Regions from separate parts of the Homo sapiens genome. Here region 1 is linked to region 2. A link is an interaction called in ENCODE POLR2A ChIA-PET data of the cell type or tissue named here. Cell type or tissue: Panc1. All regions are shown on one strand. Each heading gives the region's core, and the rest is flanking DNA. Links, peaks and the distances in the headings are about the cores only.

Region 1 (9,533 bases), core at 795-8,794, 54 kb before region 2:
GAGCTCCGTCACGGCCGCTCCCGAGAGCCCGAGGTCCAAGCCCAACACGACTTGGAATAAATGATCAAGTTATGAATTAAACACAAGAGAAATGTAATTACCACAGGAGCCAGCTGAGAATAAAATGGATTACGCACATCACAGTCATTAAACGGTGATCACATGCGCCTTTCTAATGTGCTGCCGATTAAAATCAATCTAAGTGCAAATTATGGTTCTGAGTAATCGCTCCCTATGGTTCATCTTTTGTGTTCCCCAAAGAGCTGACACTGAGAGGAAGCACCAGGGCGCCCTCACAGCCTGCGCAGCTTCAGGGTCCATCCGCGGCCTCGAGCCTCCAGCTCAGCACAGAAAGAGACCACTGTGTGGCCCTGGACTGGCGAGGATGCTGGCCGTCCTCATGCTGTGTCCAGCTGTGTCCCCAGAGCTCTGCACAGGTGCAGCGGTTAACCCTCGCCATGCCCTATGATGGGGGTCCCTGTATGGGCCCCATTCACAGATGGGGACACTAAGTCGGGGGTGACATGATCCACACAAGTTCAGACGACTTGGAAGTGGCACAGCCAGGATTCGACCCCCACTTCAGGATGGGCTAGGAGCCCCCATTCACCGGGACACTGCATGACAACTGTGTGTGTGTGTGTGTGTGTGTGTGTGGTCACATGGTCACATGCACACACATGCTGCTATCTGATGGGATGATGCCTGGACTTTGGCAGGTGCCCCAGATTTCTGCAGACTCATGGAATGTCCCACTATCCCCCTGAGTGGAGAGCCTCAGTCCCCTCCGTGGTCTCCATGCTCATCTGTCCCCTCAGCGGTCACCACGCTCATCTGTCCCCTCTGTGGTCTCCACACTCATGTGTCCAAATGCATGGGCATTTGGGGAAAGTGCCATCTGCCATAGTCGACTCTGTGGCCCCGGCAATTCACAATTCTCCCTCATGCAAAATAAATTCACCTTCTGCCCTGGCTCCCCTATGGTCTCTTTCCATGGTGACATCAAACTCTGACTCAAGCCCAGAGTCTTGTCCCGCAAGCCAGGTCCAGGTGTGGACAAGGTGCTGCAGGCGTACGGCTCCCAGGTGCACCCCCTTCTCCATCTGAAGAGCTGTGAACTGAAGAGTTATCTGCCCCTGACAAGCTAACACCAGTAGTGGGACAGACAGACCACACCGTCGGCTCCCCTTTCAAAGAGCAGGGAGGGAGAGGCACGCAGCAGTCTCCCGGGCATGCGGTCCTGAAATCTGGGTGAGTGAAGTTACGGGGCCCGGCTGAGGGCTCAGTCCTAGCTCAGGGGATGGCTCTCCAGGGCCGCCCTGCTGTCTGAGCTCTCAGTTCCATCCTCTGGGTCAACCTCCCTTTTCCATAAAATTAGTTCATCCTTGTAGCTGAAAAGTTTTTGCAAACTACCAAACTCACCCAAGAAGCAACAGATAAAGTGAATAGTCCTGTATTTATTAAAGAAACGGATTTTTTTTTCAGTGAGACCTTCTGAAAAAGAAATCTCCGGGCCTAGATGTCTTCACTGGTGAATTCTAAGTAACATCAATTTATGCAATCTCTTCTAACAAATATACAAAGGGATGGGGGCACTGCAACTACCACACAACCTGGTGATTTTACCCAGAGAGATAAGCTCTTGTTCACACAAAGCCCGTACATGGATATTCGAGCACAGTCAATACAAGAACCTGCACAGAAGATAAAACATCACACGGATTAACACACACACACACGAGTGTGTACACACGGTTTAATACACACACGAGTGTGTACACACGGCTTAATAAACACGCGCACACATGAGTGTGTACACACAGCTTAACACACACACGAGTGTGTACACACGGCTTAATACACACACACGAGTGTGTACACAAGGCTTAATAAACACGCACACAAGTGACACGGCTTAATACACACGCACACGAGTGAGTATAAGCAGAACCACGGAATCAGAATAAGGTTGATGGGCTGGCTGTTTGTGATATCAAAGTACAGTTTTGTAGAATGTTACCATTGGGGGAGACTGGGCAAAGTGTGCAAGGGATCTCTTTGTATTGTTTATTTCTTACAGGTGCATAGAAGTCTAACATTATTTCAACTTAAAGAAAAGAAGGCCAGGAAGGGTGGCTCATGCCTGTAATCCCAGCACTTTGGGAGGCCAAGGGATCAGTTGAGCCCAGGAGTTACAGACCAGCCTGGGCAACAAAATTTACACAAATTATCTGGGCGTGGTGACTTGTGCCTATAGTCCCAGCTACTCAGGATGCTGAAATGGGAGGATCAGCTGAGCCCTGAGCCTGGGGAGGTTGAGCCTACAGTGAGGCGTGTTCATGCCACCGTGATCCAGCCCAGGTGACAGAGTGAGACCCTGTCTGGAAAAACACAAAGAGGATGAGACATTTCCCAAGTTATTTTATGAAGCCAGCATTACCCATATACCAGAACCAGATAAAGACAGTACAAGAAAATAAAACTAGAGACCAATATCTTTCATGAACGTAGACACAAAAACCCTTAACTCAACACCAGCAAATTGAATCCAGCAACATTTGAAAGCATAGCCCATGATCAAGTGTATCCCAGGGGGTGGGGGGCAGGCTTAACATTCTGAAAGCGACCAGCGCAATCTACCACATCAACACTGAAGATCTACTGTGGGATTGTGTCAACAGACTCAGAAACGGCCATCAAAGCTCAACACCCATTTATGGTTAAAAAAAAAAAAAAACCATCAGCAAACTAGAAATAGAAGGGGAACCTCTTTAACAGATAAAGGGCTTCTATTAAAAAAATACATGCAGCTAACGTCACACTTCACATTGAGAGGCATTGAGAGGTGGACTGTTTTCTCCTAAGGCGAGGAACAGGTAAAGGATGCCTTCTCTCACCGTTCCCATTTGACATTGTACTGGAGGTTCCAGCCAGTGCAATAAGGCAAGAAAAAGAAATGAAAGGAATATAGGTCGGAGAGGAAGAAGAAATTAAAACTCTCCCTCTTCACAGATGACATGGCTGTTTATGTAGAAATCCCATGGCATCTGCACAAAAGTGGGCCTAGCAGGTTTCATGACACAGGGTCAGCACACGGGACTCAACCGTCATCTCTATACACCAGCAGAGGGCACTGGGAAATGAAATTTCAAATACAGCAGCAGTTTCTACGAACGTTGAACTCGATCATTATAAAAACACTGTGGGTCCTATGGCTCTTCCTTGGGTTCACCCCATCAGCCCAAATCTCGATCTAGAAATCTTGTCAAGACGAGCTCTCCTCTCCTGGGGGATTCCTGGGGGTAGCCCTGGAACAACTCCCCAAAGATTCTTAGAAACTCTCTGTTTCGTGTAGAGGGTCTTTAAGGTATACCCTCAAGATCCACTGCAGACCTTTCCTTTATTCGAGAGAGTCTATGAATAATCACCTGAAACTTTTCTGACGTTTTAACAGAGGAGTTTTGAGCCACATCCTTGACTCCCTCCTTAGACTCTCTGCTGCTGCTGTGGCCTGGGCCTGACGTCCTTTCATTAATTTAAGAATCCTTTACCACCTGGAGAATCTTGGAATGAGAAACAGTGTTTTTGATTTTATTTTTTAAGCTATTGTGCAGTAAAACTGGCTTGTAAAAAGTGATTCCATAAACCAGGCATGGTGGCTCACATCTGTAATCCCAGCACTTTGGGAGGCCAATGCAGGAGGATCGCTTGAACTCAGGAGTTCGAAACGAGCCTGGGCAACATAGCAAGACACCCTATCTACAAAAAATACAAAAATTAGCTGGGCGTGGTGGTTATGTGCCTGTACTTCCAGCTACCTGGGAGGCTGAGGTGGGAGGATCACTTGAGACCAGGAGGTCAAGGCTGCAGTCAGCCATGATTGTACCACTGCACTCCAAGCTGGGTGGCTGAGGGAGAATGTGTATCAGAAAAAAAAAAAAGGAATTTGATGAGTTTTGACACATGTATGGATTTGTGGAACCACGTCCACCGTCAGGACACAGATAGCTTCATGACCCAGAACCACGTCCACCATCAGGACACAGATAGCTTCGTGACCCAGAGCAGCTCTGCCATGCTACTTTTTTGTTGTTTGTTTGTCTGAGACAGAGTCTTGCTCTGTCGCCCAGGCTGGAGTGCAGTGGTGTGATTTCGGCTTGCTGCAGCCTTTGCCTCCCAGCTTCAAGCGATTCTCCTGCCTCAGCCTCTGCAGTAGCTGGGATTACAGGCATGCTAATTTTTGTATTTTCAGTAGAGATGGGGTTTCATCATGTTGGCCAGGCTGGTCTCGAACTCCTGACCTCAAGTGATCTGCCTGCCTCGGCCTCCCAAAGTGCTGGCATTATAGGCGCGAGCCACCTTGCCCAGCCCCATGCTACTTTTAAAAGCCACAGTTTCCTCTCCACCCCAGCCCCTGGCAACGGCTTGTCTCCTCTCCATCCCTGCAGCTTTGCCTTTTGGAAGCTGTTGTGTAAGTGAAACCACACACTACTAACCTCTGGGGTCTGGTTCTTTTGCTCAGCGTGGTGCCTCCCAGGTTCGTCCCTGTTGCATATTAACAGTGCCCCCCTCTCACGGCTGAGTCTATCGTGTGGCTGTACGACTATTTATCCTTTCACTTCCTAGAGGACATTTGGGTGGTTTCCAATTTTGTTGATGATTGTGAAAATTCGCTTGAACCCGGGAGTAAGAGGCTGCAGTGAGCTGAGATTGCACCACTGCACTCTAGCCTGGGTGACAGAGCAACACCCGGTCTCAAAAAAAAAAAAAAAAAGAATAGCGCTGTAAGAAACATTTGTGTACAAGATTTTGTGTGAACATAATTTTGCCTTTCTCTAGGAGTGGAATTTCTGTGTTATAAGAAGGTTCAGGTCTAACTTTATAGTAAACTGTCGAGCTGGGTTCCCGAGCGGCCGTATTGCTCTCCACGTCTACCGGCGACGGGTGAGTGTTCCAGCCACCAGAGTCCTCATCAGCACTTGGCATTGTCAACAGCTTTCTTTTAAATTCTGTTAAGTCCTGACTTCTTTAATTTTATCTAAATTTTGCTTGAAAACTGAAGTTAAACAAAACCCTCTCTTCTCCTTCTTATGCACAGCTGCAATAAAGCCTGCTGGCGTTTCTGCCTGGAGTCGCCGCTCGCCCAGGGCATCTGCACGTTTTCTGCCTCTGTGTCCCTGCAGGCCACAGCGCTGCATAACCTACTGTTCCTGTCTTCTGAGGTTTTCCCTTCCTCCAGCTTCCATCAACCTTTGCCTCACTTTCTTTCAAGCCTTTACTGACAGCAGAGGCCCTCAGGCTGAAAACAGCATCCTTACTTCTTTCCTTCCCAAATCTGCAGGTGTGGCTAGGTGGGAAGGGCTGATTCCCTCCCCTAAGGGGAAGTGGGGACAGAGAGCCCAGCTGGGGACTGGAGCACCCAAGACGGCACCCCCATCACGGCGGACTCGGCCTGGCTGACAGCTGGTGCCAGAGCGGGGGCTCCCATGACCTGGGCTTGCTCACAGCGTGGCGCTGGGTTCCCAAGTTGAGCGTTCCCAGAAGGCACTGCCAGTAGAAGCTGTGTCACCTCTGCCACGAGGCACTCCCAATCGCCTGCCAGGCTCAAAAAGAGGGTGCACAGACCCCACCTCCAGCAGAGGAAATGGGACATATTGTGGCCGTTGTTGGAAAATATCTGCCTCAGTGGGGTTGGAGTGCAGGTCTCTACGCCCCCTTCCTGCCTCCTGCCATCCTCTGCTCAGTGGGGTTGGAGTGTAGGTCTCAAGCCCCCTTTCTGCCTCCTGCCACCCTAAGGAAGTGAGCAGGGAGGGAGATTGTGGTACATCTGAACATGGGGCCCACACATGCTCTCCTGGCAGAGTTGCAGTTATGGAACAGACACCAGAAAGTTATGGAACAGACACAGATCCCCCAACAGATCTCCATGGTCTACAGGAGTGAAAGCACAGGGCAGGCAGTCAGCGATGAATGCATGGATGGATGTATTTAATAATAGCTTTACTGAGATATAAGTCACATCCCCAAATATTCACCCTTTAAAGTGTACAATTCGGTTTTTTAAGCATGTTCACAGAGTTGTGCAACCATCACCGTTATCTAACTCCAGAACATTTCATCACTGCACCAAAACGCCCTGCACCCATGACAGTCGCTCCCGCCTCACCTTCCCCCAGCCCCTGGCACCACTAGTCCATTTTCTGTCTCTACAGATTTGTCCATTCTGGACATTTCTTACAAAAGAATCACAAAACACGTGGCCTTTTGTGTCTGGCTTCTTTCACTGAGCATGTTTCAAGGTCCATGCGCACCTGCACACCATAGCGCAGGGCTTCATTCTTTCTGATTGACGGCCAAGCAAGACCCACTGTGTGGACAGCCCACGCTGATTTACCTACTCATCAGCCAGTTGACATTCGGGCTGGTGCACTTTTTGACTGTTATGAGCAACATTGCCGTGAACATTTGTATGCATGTCTTTATGTGGACATATGTCTTCATTTCTCTTGGGTAGATACTAGGTGTGGAATTGCTGGGTCATCTGCTAATTCCATGGTTAACTTTTTGATGAACCGCAAAACTGTTTTCCAAAGCGGCTGTGCCATTTTACCGTTTTACATTCCCACCCATAGTGTGTGAGGATTCCAAGTTCTCCACGACGTGTCGTTTTCTGGTTTTGTTTGTTTGTTGCTTTTGTTTTTGATACGGTCAGCGCTGTGGCTTTGGTTTGCACTTCCCTGAGTGGGAAAATCTTGAGCATCTTCTCCTGGGCTCGTTGGCCTTTTCTATGTCTTTTGTGATGAAATAAAAGTCAAATCCTTTGCCCATTTTTAAATTGGATCATCCTTTCATTGTTGGGTTGTAGGAATTCTTCTTATTATTATTTTGAGAAAGAGTCTCACTCTGCCACCCAGGCCAGAGTGCAGTGGCACATTCATGGCTCACGACAGCCTTGACCTCCCAGGCTTAGGCGATCCTCCCACCTCAGCCTCCCAAGTAGCTGGGACTACAGGCGCACGCCACCATGCCCGGCTAATGTTTTGTATTTTTTTTTTACAGAGACAGGGTTTCGCTACGTTGCCCAGTTTGGTCTCAAGCTCCTGGGCTCAAGCGATCTGCTTGCCTCAGCCTCCCAAAGTGCTGGGATTATAGGCGTGCGCTGGCGAGCCGGCCGAATTCAGTGATAATTTTTAAATGCACAGAAGAATAAGAGGAACTGGTCCAACAACCAGAAAATTTGACGTTTCCAGCTGCTCCTGGCGTCTGACTCTTGAAGAACATTTAGTGCACAGCACACAGGAGGCCCCCGCAGCCCTCATCCCAGCAGCCGTGGAAAATCTCTCGAGGGAAAACCAAGTGGGCTTGGAGGACTCCTGCCTGCCTCTCCCTCTCCCAGGATGCATGTCTTTCTCCTCCCCACAGGCAGCCGGGCCCTGTGGCCGGCACCTTCCTGGCTAATCCCAGGGGCTCCTCCCAGGACGTGGGAGGACAGGGGCTGGCTGTGGGAGGCATCCAGGACCCAGGCCAGCATGCAGCCGAGGGCGTATCCAGGGCCCATGTGCCCACCAGGCTGGGTGCGCCCGTGATCCCGGAGAAGCGGGGGGCCTGTGTGGGCATCTGCAGATGCCTTCTGGCCTCTGTGGCAGGGCCAGGAGCCACACGCTCCCTGCACTGAGTCACACAGAGGCTGGGTCATCAGGCCTGGGGGGCTGGGGCCGGGACCAGGCTGCAACCAGACTGCTTCCTCTCTGCCCCTGTGTCCCAACTGTCCCTGTCAGCCATCTGCTCCTGTCTCCTCCCTGGGCCTGAGTCAGAGCCAGGCGGATTGTCAATGGGGAAGGCAAGGGGAGCTTAGATCGAGGCGAGGGCAGCAGAGCTCAAGAGCTGCAGAGACCCCGCAGCTCTTGGGAGCTGCCTGAGGGGTGGCAGAGCCCGCGTGGGTGGCCGGCAGCCCGGGCTGCCCACTGGAGGGGCCCTCCTGGACCTGGGAAGGGAATCTGGGCTTGGTGGCCTCATCCATCACGCACCACGAAGTCTCACTGCCGGCAGGGAGATGGATGCCTTGCAATGCCGATGAGCAGCCCAGCATACACCCAGTCGCTTTGGGGGCCGCTCCCTGGAATACCTGCCCTCCATCCTGGGCGGGAGCCTCCACTGTGTGCCCTGTGCGAACATGCTGGTCCTCTTCCTTCCCTCTCTCTGTCCTCTCTGCAGCTCGGGGCGTTTCTCTTCCTTCCTGGCATCCAGGGTGGGGGCAGGGCATGGAGCGGGACAGTCCTTGGAGCCCCCAGACCGGAGTCGAAACTCTACAGCCTCCGTCAGCTCGGCGGCCATCACAGAACCATAGCTTGGCGGCTCAAACAACGGACGTGCCTTACCCACATTCTGGAGTCCCGAAGCCCACGAGCAAGGCTGGGCTCCCAGGGAGGGTCCTTTCCTTGGTCTGCAGACGGCTGTCTTCTAGTCGTGTCAGCACATAGAGGAGAGAGGAGCTTGGTCTCTTCCTCTGTTACAGGGCTACGAATCCCATCGGGGGGCCACCCTCACCCCCTCATCTCACCCTAGTCACCTCCCTGAGGTCCCAGCTCTTAACACCATCACACTGGGTGCTGGGGCTTCGACCTACGAACTGGGGGATGCTGTCAGTCCACAGCCCCTGCCTCTGCCCATTTGTCACTGTGAGACATCGGGGAACACACAGGGCCGCTCAGACCCTTGGAATCGTCATCTGTGAGTCAGAGACCATCTTGACCACTGGCAGCAGAGAGGGTGCACCACCCTTGGTGGCCAGACCGCGTGTGCCGCCTCCCTCTCATCCCTTCTCCACCCAGTGTCCCTGGGCTCTTCCCCCCTTTCCCTGATGTGAGGACGCAGCCTCTTCCACCTGCTCAGTCCTGAGGTCCCCGGGTTCCATTTGGATCTGCCCAGCCTTCCCGGATGAGCTCCCCTGACCAATCTCAGCTCAGCCCGCAGGCTGACAGCTCCCATGAGTCTCCCCGAGGGCCCCATGGACACCTCCACACGGATGCTCAGTGCCACACGCCTCTGACAGGTGCGGCCAGCTGTGCCCCAACACCCACACTCCGGTACCAGAACACCTCCTTCAGCTGGGAGCACGGCTGGTTCCTGCCTCGCCCACCACTCACTGGGACCACGGGACGTAGCTCTGAGCAGAGGGCTTGAGGGCAGGCATCCGCCGAAATGGTCTCGTGGGACTCTAGGAGGAGATGGCTGGCACCTTCCACCCTGATTCCCTCCTGCCCCAGCCCAGTGGCCAAGTGCCAGCCACTGCCATAGACGAGCCTGGGGGGTGAGGTCCATGCCCATGGAGAACAGGTGAGCGGCAAAGGACTGGCCCTTGTTTTGTGCTGTTGCCCAGTGTGTTGGTTAGCTATGGCTGCAGAACAAACTGCCCCAGAATTTAGTGACTTTTCGCAGCACACGTTGACTATGTCAAAGCCTTTGTGGGTCCAGAATTCAGGCACCACGGAGCTGGGTCTCTGATGTGTCTGCAGTCCAGGTGCTACAGGGTG
Region 2 (9,533 bases), core at 678-8,677:
TAAAAATGATTTTTAAAAACTGCCTGCAATGGGCACTTGCTTTGTGTGGCACAGGCTGGAGCAGTGTGTGCAGCTGCTGAGATCACAGGCTTGGGATTAGCAGACTTGGATGGGATTATTGACTTTGAGAGATACCTGCTGTGTGACCTTGGGCAAGTGTATTAATTTCTCTGAGCCTCAGGATTTTCATCTTTAAAATGAAGTTAATAAGAACATCAAGCTCATAGGGCTGTTGGGAGCACCGATGCCACGACACATAGAAAGGGTTCTGCCTGGCAGGCTTGGGGCCAGGTAACCGTAGTGATCCATTCACTCCGCAAAGTGCATCAAGCCCTGCAGGGGGCTGGGTCTGGGCTCCAGGAATGTGGCTCTCCCAGGGCACTCGGGGAAGATGGATCAGAAAGATAAACATGCAAATAAACAAGCTGACTTTAAGTAGTGATGAGACATACAGGGAAATCTCACAGACCTACCTGGCCGGGGTGGGGGGTGGGTAGCACAGGCCTCTCCTAGGGGATGGCATTTAGGCAAAGACCCCAGTCATCAGTGGATGACTGGCCAAAGTATGCCCTAGGAGGGGGCAGCAAGAGCAGAGGCCCTGAAGGCAGGCACAGAGGCCACTGGAGTGGCCAGAACAGAGCAAGGAAGGGCTGAGGGGAGTTCCTGATCTCAGGGGCTACTGCGGATTTCGCTGGGGGGTCAAGTGGCCAAGAGGTTGTCTGTGCCTGGATCTTGGCCCTGGCCGGATGGCAGGTTTTACGCTTGGCTGAGTGAGGCAGGGGCCACTTCCTGGGCCTGGCTGACGCAGCTCCTAGTGGCAAATTATTCACAGCTGCATCAGATCAGGGAAATGGAAAAACCCCAAGAGTGCTAATAAACACTGTCATCATAACCCTCATTATTTATATCTCTAAATGGTCTGAGAGGTGTTAACTCGTGCAGTGGTTTGGATATGTCCCCCCATACGCTTGTGCTGGAAACTTAGGCCATGAGGGCAGAGCGAATGGATTAATGCCATTACCTTGGGAGTGGGTTCCTTATAAAAGGACGAGTTCAGCCTCCTCCTGCTTTCTCTCTCCTGCCTTCTCTTCTGACTTCCCCCATGGGGGGATGCAGCAAGAGGGCCCTTGCCAGACGCCAACCCTCAATCTTAGATTTTCCAGCCTCCAGAAGTGTGAGTCAATGCACTTCTGTTCTTTATAAATTATCCAGTCTGTGGTATTCTGTTATAGCAGCACAAAACAAATGTGGACAATTCCCTTTGAACAGGCCTCATTCCCAGTGATAGAGGCACTGTCTGGGGGTGTTCCTGCCTCCTGGGTCTTGGCTTGCCACTTCTAGGGGGTGAGCTTGGAGTATCAAAGCCTGTTTACACTGAGCCAAGACCCTCTCTTGCTTTGTAGGCAAACTACGATGATGATAGTGATGATGCTGGCAATGATGGTGATGGTATTGGTGGTGGTGATGGTTGTGATGATGATGGCTACCATGAGAATGGTGGTAGTGGTGGTGATGGTGATGATTGTGTTGAGGATGATGGTGGTAATGATGGTGGTGATGGTTGTAATGAGGGTGGTGGTGGTGGTATTGATGGTGGTGGTGATGGTTGAGATGATGGTGGTGGTGATGATGGTTGTGTTGAGGATGATGATGGGATTGGTGATGATGGTGATGGTTGAGATGATGGTGGTGGTGATGATGGTTGTGTTGAGGATGATGATGGGATTGGTGATGATGGTGATGGTTGAGATGATGGTGGTGGTGATGATGGTTGTGATGAGGGTGATGATGATGGGGTTGGTGATGGTGGTGATGGTTGAGATGATGATGGTTGTGGTGGTGGTGATGGTTGTCATGAGGATGGTGGTGGTGGTGATGATCATGGTGATGGTAATAGTTGAAATGATGAGGTTGGTGGTGGTAATGATGATGGTGGTAGTGATGGTGATAAGAGTTATGGTGATGATGACAATGACAATGATGTATGAAGGTCTTCCTCATGCCAGCCCTCCTCCCAACACATGGTAAAGAGCTCGAACTTTATCTAAAGAGCAACAGAGAACCGCAGAAATTTTAACTGCGTATGACATAATTTGATGTGTGTTCTTAGGAGATCTTGTGGCATGGAGAGGGACTGATGGAGACAGGAGACCAGGTAAGAGGTGATGGGCAGGAGGGGTGGCAAGGAGGCCACAGACTTGAGAAAAGTTTTGGAGCTAGGGCTCAGGACTCACTCTTAGGCCAGAGGTGGCAGACGAGGGAAAGAGGCCATTCTCGAGGTGAGGAGGACAGGTGGGGCAGGGAGAGCCAACTGGGGAAAAGCCGAAAAATTTCTGAGTTAGACAGGAAAACTCTGAGACACCTGCTGGGTGCCAGACGTGATAGTGGATCAGCAGCTGGACATGGAACTCTGGGTTTTGGGGGCAATTAGGCTTAGAGGTGAGAAATCCAGGGTCATCTGTGGAGGTGAGGTGGCATTTACCTAGACCAAGGCTGGTGCCCTCTGGGTGAGGCTGCTGGTGAAAGTGACCGTGGGCTGGAAGAGCAGGAGGGGGAGGGGGTGTTGGCACATTGCTTGTACCCTGGGGCTGCCAGCAGTGCCCAGGGAGCTTGAGGAGAGGCTATGACCTCTCCCTGGTGCCCCTCTGCCTGGGAGGTCAGTCCAGAGGCCAACACATGCTCAACGTCAGGAGGAAGCCCCTGGGTCCTGCCAACCCCACAGGCAGCCTGGGAGGCTGCACCCCGGGTGGTCCAGTGGATGAGGCAAGAGTGTGGGGGCGCCTCCTGCCCTGGGTTGGGACTGCGGTGGGGAAGGCCAGCTCGGTCTGGGAGCAGGCACAGCAGGCGGGAGCAGTGGCACCGCAGGGCAGGACTGTTCAGGAAGACGCCTGCCGGGTCACACCTCGAGGGCACCCGTCCCTGCCCTTCCTCTGGTTTCCCCCCTCAGAGCCTCAGCTTCCTAGCTCTGAAGGCAGCGGGACTGAACTGTGACCCAGAACCCCAGTAAGTAAGACACATATGAGCAGAACCACTGTGGTACACAACCCTGCCGGCCCCTTCCCCAGGCCCACAGACCCGCCCCAGGCACTGCAGGGCCAGTCTGGAATCCCTAAGGACCTGCACACCCAGTGTGAGGCCTTGGCGGGTCCTGAGGTGTCTGGAGCTGGAGGGAAGGTGCTGCGAAGGGAAAGGCACCCAGAGGGGGCTCCGGGGACAGAATGGGCTGCCTTGCAATTCACAGTGCCACCCACTCCATTGTCCGTCGGCTTGTCGCTCTGAACCAAGCAGCCCCTATGGGACCCTAGTGCGGCTCCACTGTGCCCTTGCTCATGCCTCGTTCCAGCTGAGATGCCCACGAGGGGCCGCCGCGCCTGCGGGACATGGGGTCCGGCCAAGTCAATGCTCCACCTGCCTCCAGAGGGTGAGACTTCCTGGGGATCCCGAGGCTGCTCCCATTTCATGGAGCCATGTTTTTCTTGTCTCTTCCGACGTCCCACATCACAACCCGTGTCCAGGCCCAGATGCCCCCGGCAGTGTGCGCACGTGCCCTGCTGAGGCTGGGGGCCGCTCCTCTCTCCGCGGCTTGGCATGGCTCTCCCGGGCTGACCACACCCTGGGCAGGGCCGGGCCCAGTGGTCGCCTGGCATGGCAGCTCACTCAGCCTGCAGCATGGTGCCCTGGCACAGCAGCTCAGCCTACAGCACGGTGCCCGCCACCCTCCATGGCCCCCTTGGCTGTGTCTTGTCTTGGTTCACGCAGCATTATCTTACAAGCTAAGGAATGAAAGGGTTGGAATTTCGCGGGGCTTGGTGGTGTGATGTGACTGTGATGATGAAGGAACATGCTCCTTGGCCACACGGAGGACACGGGAGAGCCACCTCTGGCCTGCGCCCACCCGCCCATCCTCGTGCAATGGCCCTGCTTGACTCAGCATTCGGAGGCCCGGGCCGCGTCGCTGCAGCCTCGTGCCAGTTCTTCCTCCACATCCCAGAGCATCACTGTGAACGGAAAAACCGAGCTCATCCCTGGGCCTTGGATTCACGTGTTTTTTTGCCGTCATTTGTGGGGAGGGAAAGCAAAGGCTGAGGTCTCTGTGTGCCTGAACCCGGAGCCCGTGCCTGGGCACACGCTCACCTGCCTGGTCCGGTCACTGCAGGCTCCGTCCAGGCCGACTCAGGTGACTCTCGGGAGCACAGGCTGCTGTTGTTCCCAGGACCCTGGCACTCCTTACAAAGACTTACTGAGTGGACAGCCTTGTTCCTCCCTCGAGTGGGGCGGACGTGCCCTTCCTCTCTGAGTAGACTAGGGGTTTGCTCTGTCCTTTTAAGCACCGAGTTCCGGCACAGTCTGCTCTTTCGGTAAAACTGGCAGAAGTGTGGTTGGATGGTCGTTTCCCTTTTTTGATGATGACATCTTTGGATAATAAAGAGCTTCTCCTAAAAATATCCAAATACAGAAGTACCTGGAAGCTGCTTAGGAGACAGGCTGGGCTCCTGGTCCTTCTGGGCCTCATCCTGGCTCTGAGGTGTGTCCATCAACACAGACAGATCAGGCCCCACAGCAGCCAGGGCCCTGGTCCCGCGTCCCTGCACGGGCCCCCGCGGGCACCACCTGGAGGCTGCAGGTGTCGCTGCCAGGGCCAGGGTGCACTGCACACTGGGTCCCAGGGGTCTCCACTAGAGGTGACACGCGGCCCTTCCAGCCACTTTCCATGGGCCCAAGCAGCCATGCGTGCCCCCCTACCCCTGGGGGAAGTCAAATCCTGCCCCTTGCTCTCAAGGAAGGGCAGGAATATAGGATCAATGTGGGAGGCTTTTGTCTTGGTTTGGGTCTGGTTTCATTTCAGGGGAAGCCACACTCCCTCTCATCTCCACAGTGGCTGGAGTCCTGCGACCTCAGGGCCGAGAGGAGACCCGGGCGGGATCATCACAGCTTCCCAGGTGCTCCTGCCAAGGTCAGCGGGGAGCGGGTGGCCTCCTGCAGCCCCTGCCCCTCTGGCGGGGATCCTGAGTCCTTGGCCTGTTGTGCTGCCTGCCCTGGAACGTTCTGTCCCTTGCAGATGCTGGTGGGGCGTGGCCAGACACACCCCTGATCTGCAGGTGGGAGGGGCCCCGACCACTGCTCCCCACAGCCCCGCCCCTGAGGCTGAGTGAAGTCATGCTCTGGGCGGTTGTGACTTCTGGTCCGGTAGAAACATTTCTGGTTGAGCTATCAGTGGCTGAAGGTCCTTCCTGCCCTGGAGAGGAAAATTTCAACCCTGGAAAATTACCAGGGCAGGCGGCCAGGGAAGTTTCTGCCCTGGGGCGGTGGTTTGAGAGTGAAGTTTCCTGGGCTGGTCTCAGCCTGCAGGGGAAGCACTGGCTCCCAGGAACTTTGACAAGCCCAACTCCCCTGGTTCTCTGGAGGCCAGGAAAGCTGTCCAAGGCTTTCCCGACGTGGGCAGGAACCAGTCATTGTCACAGGGAAGCATGGCCTTTGGGACAGGTGCAGGCTGTTAGCTGTGTGTTCAGAAGGCACGTAGACTCCTTCCAGCAAGCGTAGCCTCACCCACCTGACTCACGCCTTCATGGCGCCAGCTCCCCTCCCCCAGCCCCTTTAGGGAAACTTTTCAGAGCACCCGGAAGCCAGGCAAATACCAAGGGAGGGTTAAATACCCATTAAATCATTAAAGCAGAAAACACATCTCCTCCTTCGTCCCACCCCTCCTCTTCACGCACACCCCCTCTCTGTGGGTGGAGGGCACCTGACCCCCTCCGGGTCTCTCTGCCGCTGCTGGGACTCCCAGGCCTGTGCCACACGTGCCAGCACACACCTCAGGCTCCACGGGCCCTGGGAAGGCTCTGAAGTGCTCCAGAGGAGACACAATTAGGAAGCCATGCCCAGCTCCGCTCTGAGTGAACCACAGAAAACTTCACTGATGGAACCAAAACCACCCGGGCAGCCCTTTGGCTGTGGAGGACGGTGTGAACGTCCGCGGCCTCGGAGGCTGTGGAGGGAGGACGGTGTGTACGTCCGTGGCCTCGGAGGTCCCAGCTCAACCAGGTCAGGCTGCTCTTCCCGCCTGTTGGGACTGATGGGCCTGCCATAGGCCCTGGAGCCAAGGCCACCTCCGAGGCTGGGGAGCGTCACACGGCAGGCACTGTTGAGGCCGCCTCCCCTGGTGACCGAGTGGCGTCCCCGGGAGGTGACCGCCCAGGAGGCAGCACCAGCCTGCCTGGCACTTACATGGCCCCAACCCAACCAGTTGGGCCGTCGCAAGGGCCAGCACCCAGGCAGCACTGGGCCTCGGCTTGTTCACCTGTAAAGCGGGGGACACCAGGACTGTGAGGAGCAGGGGGACGACTCTATAGAGAGCCCAGAGCAGCGTGAGCCGTGGGCCAGGGCTGCCTCCGGGCCGGACTCCCACGGTGGCTTCTAAGTTAGAAACATGCAGGAGACCACGTCGTTTCCTGCTGGGAACCTCCCGAGGCTCCTGGGGCCTCAGAGTGAGACCTGCACTCCTTTTCTCGAAGGCCGGGTGAGTTTCGGGGGCTGCAGTAACAGCCCCAGCGAAGGGCCGACACAGCTCACAGGTCACCTTACAGTTCTGGAGGCAGAGGACTGAACTGGGGCACCAGGAGCCAGCAGGAATGAGCTCCTTCCGGAGGCTTTAAGGCAAAATCCATGTCCCTGTCTTTCCCACCTGCATTTCCTTGGCTCAAGCCCTTGCTTGCAGCCCTCAGACCTCTACGCCCCTCCTCTGCCTCGGACCTCTACGCCCCTCCTCTGCCTCGGACCTCTACGCCCCTCCTCTGCCTCGGACCTCTACTCCCCTCCTCTGCCTCGGACCTCTACTCCCCTCCTCTGCCTCCGACCCTCCTGCCTCCTTCCTAGATGGCCCTGGTGATTATACTGGGCTCACCCGGATAATTCAGGCTCCTCTCCCATTCTAAGGTTCTGAACTCCTTTGCCAAGTAAGGTGACAGTCACAGACTTGGGGGATTAGGACATGGTTGTCACGGGGGCTGCCATCCAACCTGCCTGGAGGGCATTCCTGCTCGGAGGACCTCCTCCCGTGCGTGGTCTCCCCTGATGCTGGCTTTTGCCCCCATGGTCTCTGCTTCCCAAAGCTTTCCCTCCGCCTCAGCCCCAGCTGTCCTCCCCACTCTCAGGGTCCTGGCCCCAGGTCCTTTCCCCAGAGGCCAGCCTGGCTGCCGGGACTGCTCCCATGAGCTCCTTGTCAATGCAGTGTCTGTTGGCCTGCAATCCACCCTTTCCCCATAGACTGAAGTGGCACCCAGGCAGGACAGCCCCCCTCATCCCCGAGGAGTGCCAGGGTTGGGGCACGTGTGCCAAGGAGCCCAGACCTGCCCAGAGCCAGACCGGCTCCTCTTCCTGCCCCTGGGTCACGGCTGCCCTGAGTTCTCCAGGCTGGGGTGAGCTCCGCGTCTCAGCCGTGCTCGGGAGCAGGGCACTCAAAGCTTTTGTCACAGTTTTCTGTCTGTGGATTCATTCTTTCATCTGGTTTCTTGGGCTTTGACTTCATCCTAGCACTGGGACGCGGTGCAGCCAGACAGGGTCCTTCCCGACGCCACAGATACCACGGGTGAGACAGCCACGGAGGCACAGCCACACAGGCGTGGTCGCAAGCCAGCATGGTGTGTGTTTGGGAGCATTTGGCTGTCACAGGCTCTGACCTCGGCAGGGCCAGGGGCTTCCTGGGAACATGACTCTGAGCCGGGATCTGAGGATTAGCAGGTCCTGCCCAGTCGAGGGAGGGCGGGGCATGGTGAGCGGCCGAGCAAGGGCCCCGTGGCAGGAAGGAGCTGGACACACACAGAAAAATGCCAGGGGGTAGTAGGAGGGCATCGGGGTGGGGAGGCGGACCGTGTGGGTGATGCCAGGCTGGCCGGCGGGGATCGGGGTGCGCAGGACCTGCCAGGCTGCGACCCCAGGGCAGCGGAGGCACGGGAGGGGTGGAGGGGGAGGCACGGGAGGGGTGGAGGGGGAGGCACGGGAGGGGTGGAGGGGGAGGCACGGGAGGGGTGGGGGAGGCACGGGAGGGGTGGAGGGGGAGGCACGGGAGGGGTGGGGGGAGGCATGGGAGGAGTGGAGGGGGAGGCACGGGAGGGGTGGGGGAGGCACGGGAGGGTAGGGGAGGCACAGGAGGGGTGAGGGAGGCACCGGAGGGGTGGGGGCACAGGGTCTGCCTCTTGCACTTGAGTGCTCTTCCCCCCACCCCCAGGCCTGGACGTGGGCGGTGACGGCTTTTGCATGGGTCCTCCGGGCAGCAGGCAGGGCTTGCACAGGGGTATGGGGCTTGGGAGGGGCATGGTGCTGCCATCTGTCCAGAAGAGGGGTCTAGGGCGAGCAGAGCCCCCCGCCCCCCGAGTGCTAACAGCCTCCTGGGGAGGAGACTCTGTGCCCACAAGGGCCTGGACGCCTGGGCTCAGTCAAGTCCGCCCCTCATGGTGGGGCTTCCCAGGCTCTTGTGCCCTCGGTGTGCAGTGCCCACCTGATCCTTCGCTCGCCCAACCTCAGAGCCCCTGCTTCTCCCACAGACACTGATAACACTCATCTCGTGGCTGTCAACCCAGAAGGGATGCCTGCAGGTGGGGGCCAGCAATGAGGCCTTCGAAACCCCAATGCCATGACTCTGTGGGGGATTTGGCACAGAGGGTTTTATTGTATTGTCTTAAAAATTTAAAACCAATACCCATTTCCATTATTAAAAACTTTCAAGTTTGTTTGAAACAATTTGGGTGACAATATACTTTTTTACTCTACATTTTATTAAATCTAAATACAATCAAGGATTTCTGATAAAAATTTAGTGTCTGATTGAGATGGTCTATAAGTGTAAAACAAACACTAGATTTTAAAGACTTAGTAGAAAAAAGGGAGAGTAAAATCACTCTTTAATAATTCTTTAGGCCAGGCATGGTGGGTCATGCCTGTGATTCCAGCACTCTGGGAGGCCAAGGCAGGTGGATCACCTGAGGTCAGGAGTTCGAAACCAGCCTGGCCAACATGGCGAAACCCCATCTCTACTAAAAATACAAAAATTAGCTGGGCATGGGGTGGCACACGCCTGCAATCCCAGCTACTCGGGAGGCTGAGGCAGGAGAATCACTTGAACCCGGGAGGCAGAGGTTGCAGTGAGCCGAGATTGCGCCACTGTGCCCCAGCGTGGGTGACAGAGCGAGACTCCATCCCTCAAAATAATAATTCTTTGTATTGATTATCCAAGTGATAATATTATGGCTCTATTGGATTTAAATAAAAATAGTATTGGCTGGGTGCCGTGGCTCATGCCTGTAATCCCAGCACTTTGGGAGGCCGAGGCGGGCGGATCACCTGAGGTTGGGAATTCGAGACCAGCCTGACCAGCATGGAGAAACCCTGTCTCTACTAAAAATACAAAATTAGCTGGGCGTGGTGGCGCATACCTGTAATCCCAGCTACTTGGGAGGCTGAGGCAGGAGAATAGCTTGAACCTGGGAGCTAAAGTTTGCAGTGAACCGAGATTGTGCCATTACACTGCAGCTGGGGCA

The links. Peaks named below come from ENCODE experiments on the same cell type or tissue, not always from the same donor. Only the 100,000 strongest peaks of a DNase experiment are listed, where the experiment ranks them.
Region 1: POLR2A ChIA-PET joins it to region 2 with 14 read pairs; 4 of 35 experiments call an interaction of 5 or more read pairs at or near these places.

The regions. Positions count from the first base shown.
Region 1 is chr20:62,673,774-62,683,306 of GRCh38, reverse strand. It overlaps a transcript of SLCO4A1 not described here. Among named protein-coding and RNA genes, the nearest start is that of SLCO4A1-AS1, 12 kb to the right of the region's middle. In Panc1, for the core only: no CTCF peak of the experiment used is centred there; no DNase peak of the experiment used is centred there; H3K27ac peaks cover 425 bases.
Region 2 is chr20:62,619,661-62,629,193 of GRCh38, reverse strand. No RefSeq gene overlaps it. Among named protein-coding and RNA genes, the nearest start is that of SLCO4A1, 18 kb to the left of the region's middle. RefSeq lists enhancers at 4,355-4,404, 4,665-5,024 and a silencer at 4,535-4,624. In Panc1, for the core only: a CTCF peak has its summit at 4,631 (motif pointing left); a DNase peak (open chromatin) is centred at 5,193; H3K4me3 peaks cover 1,325 bases; H3K27ac peaks cover 7,524 bases.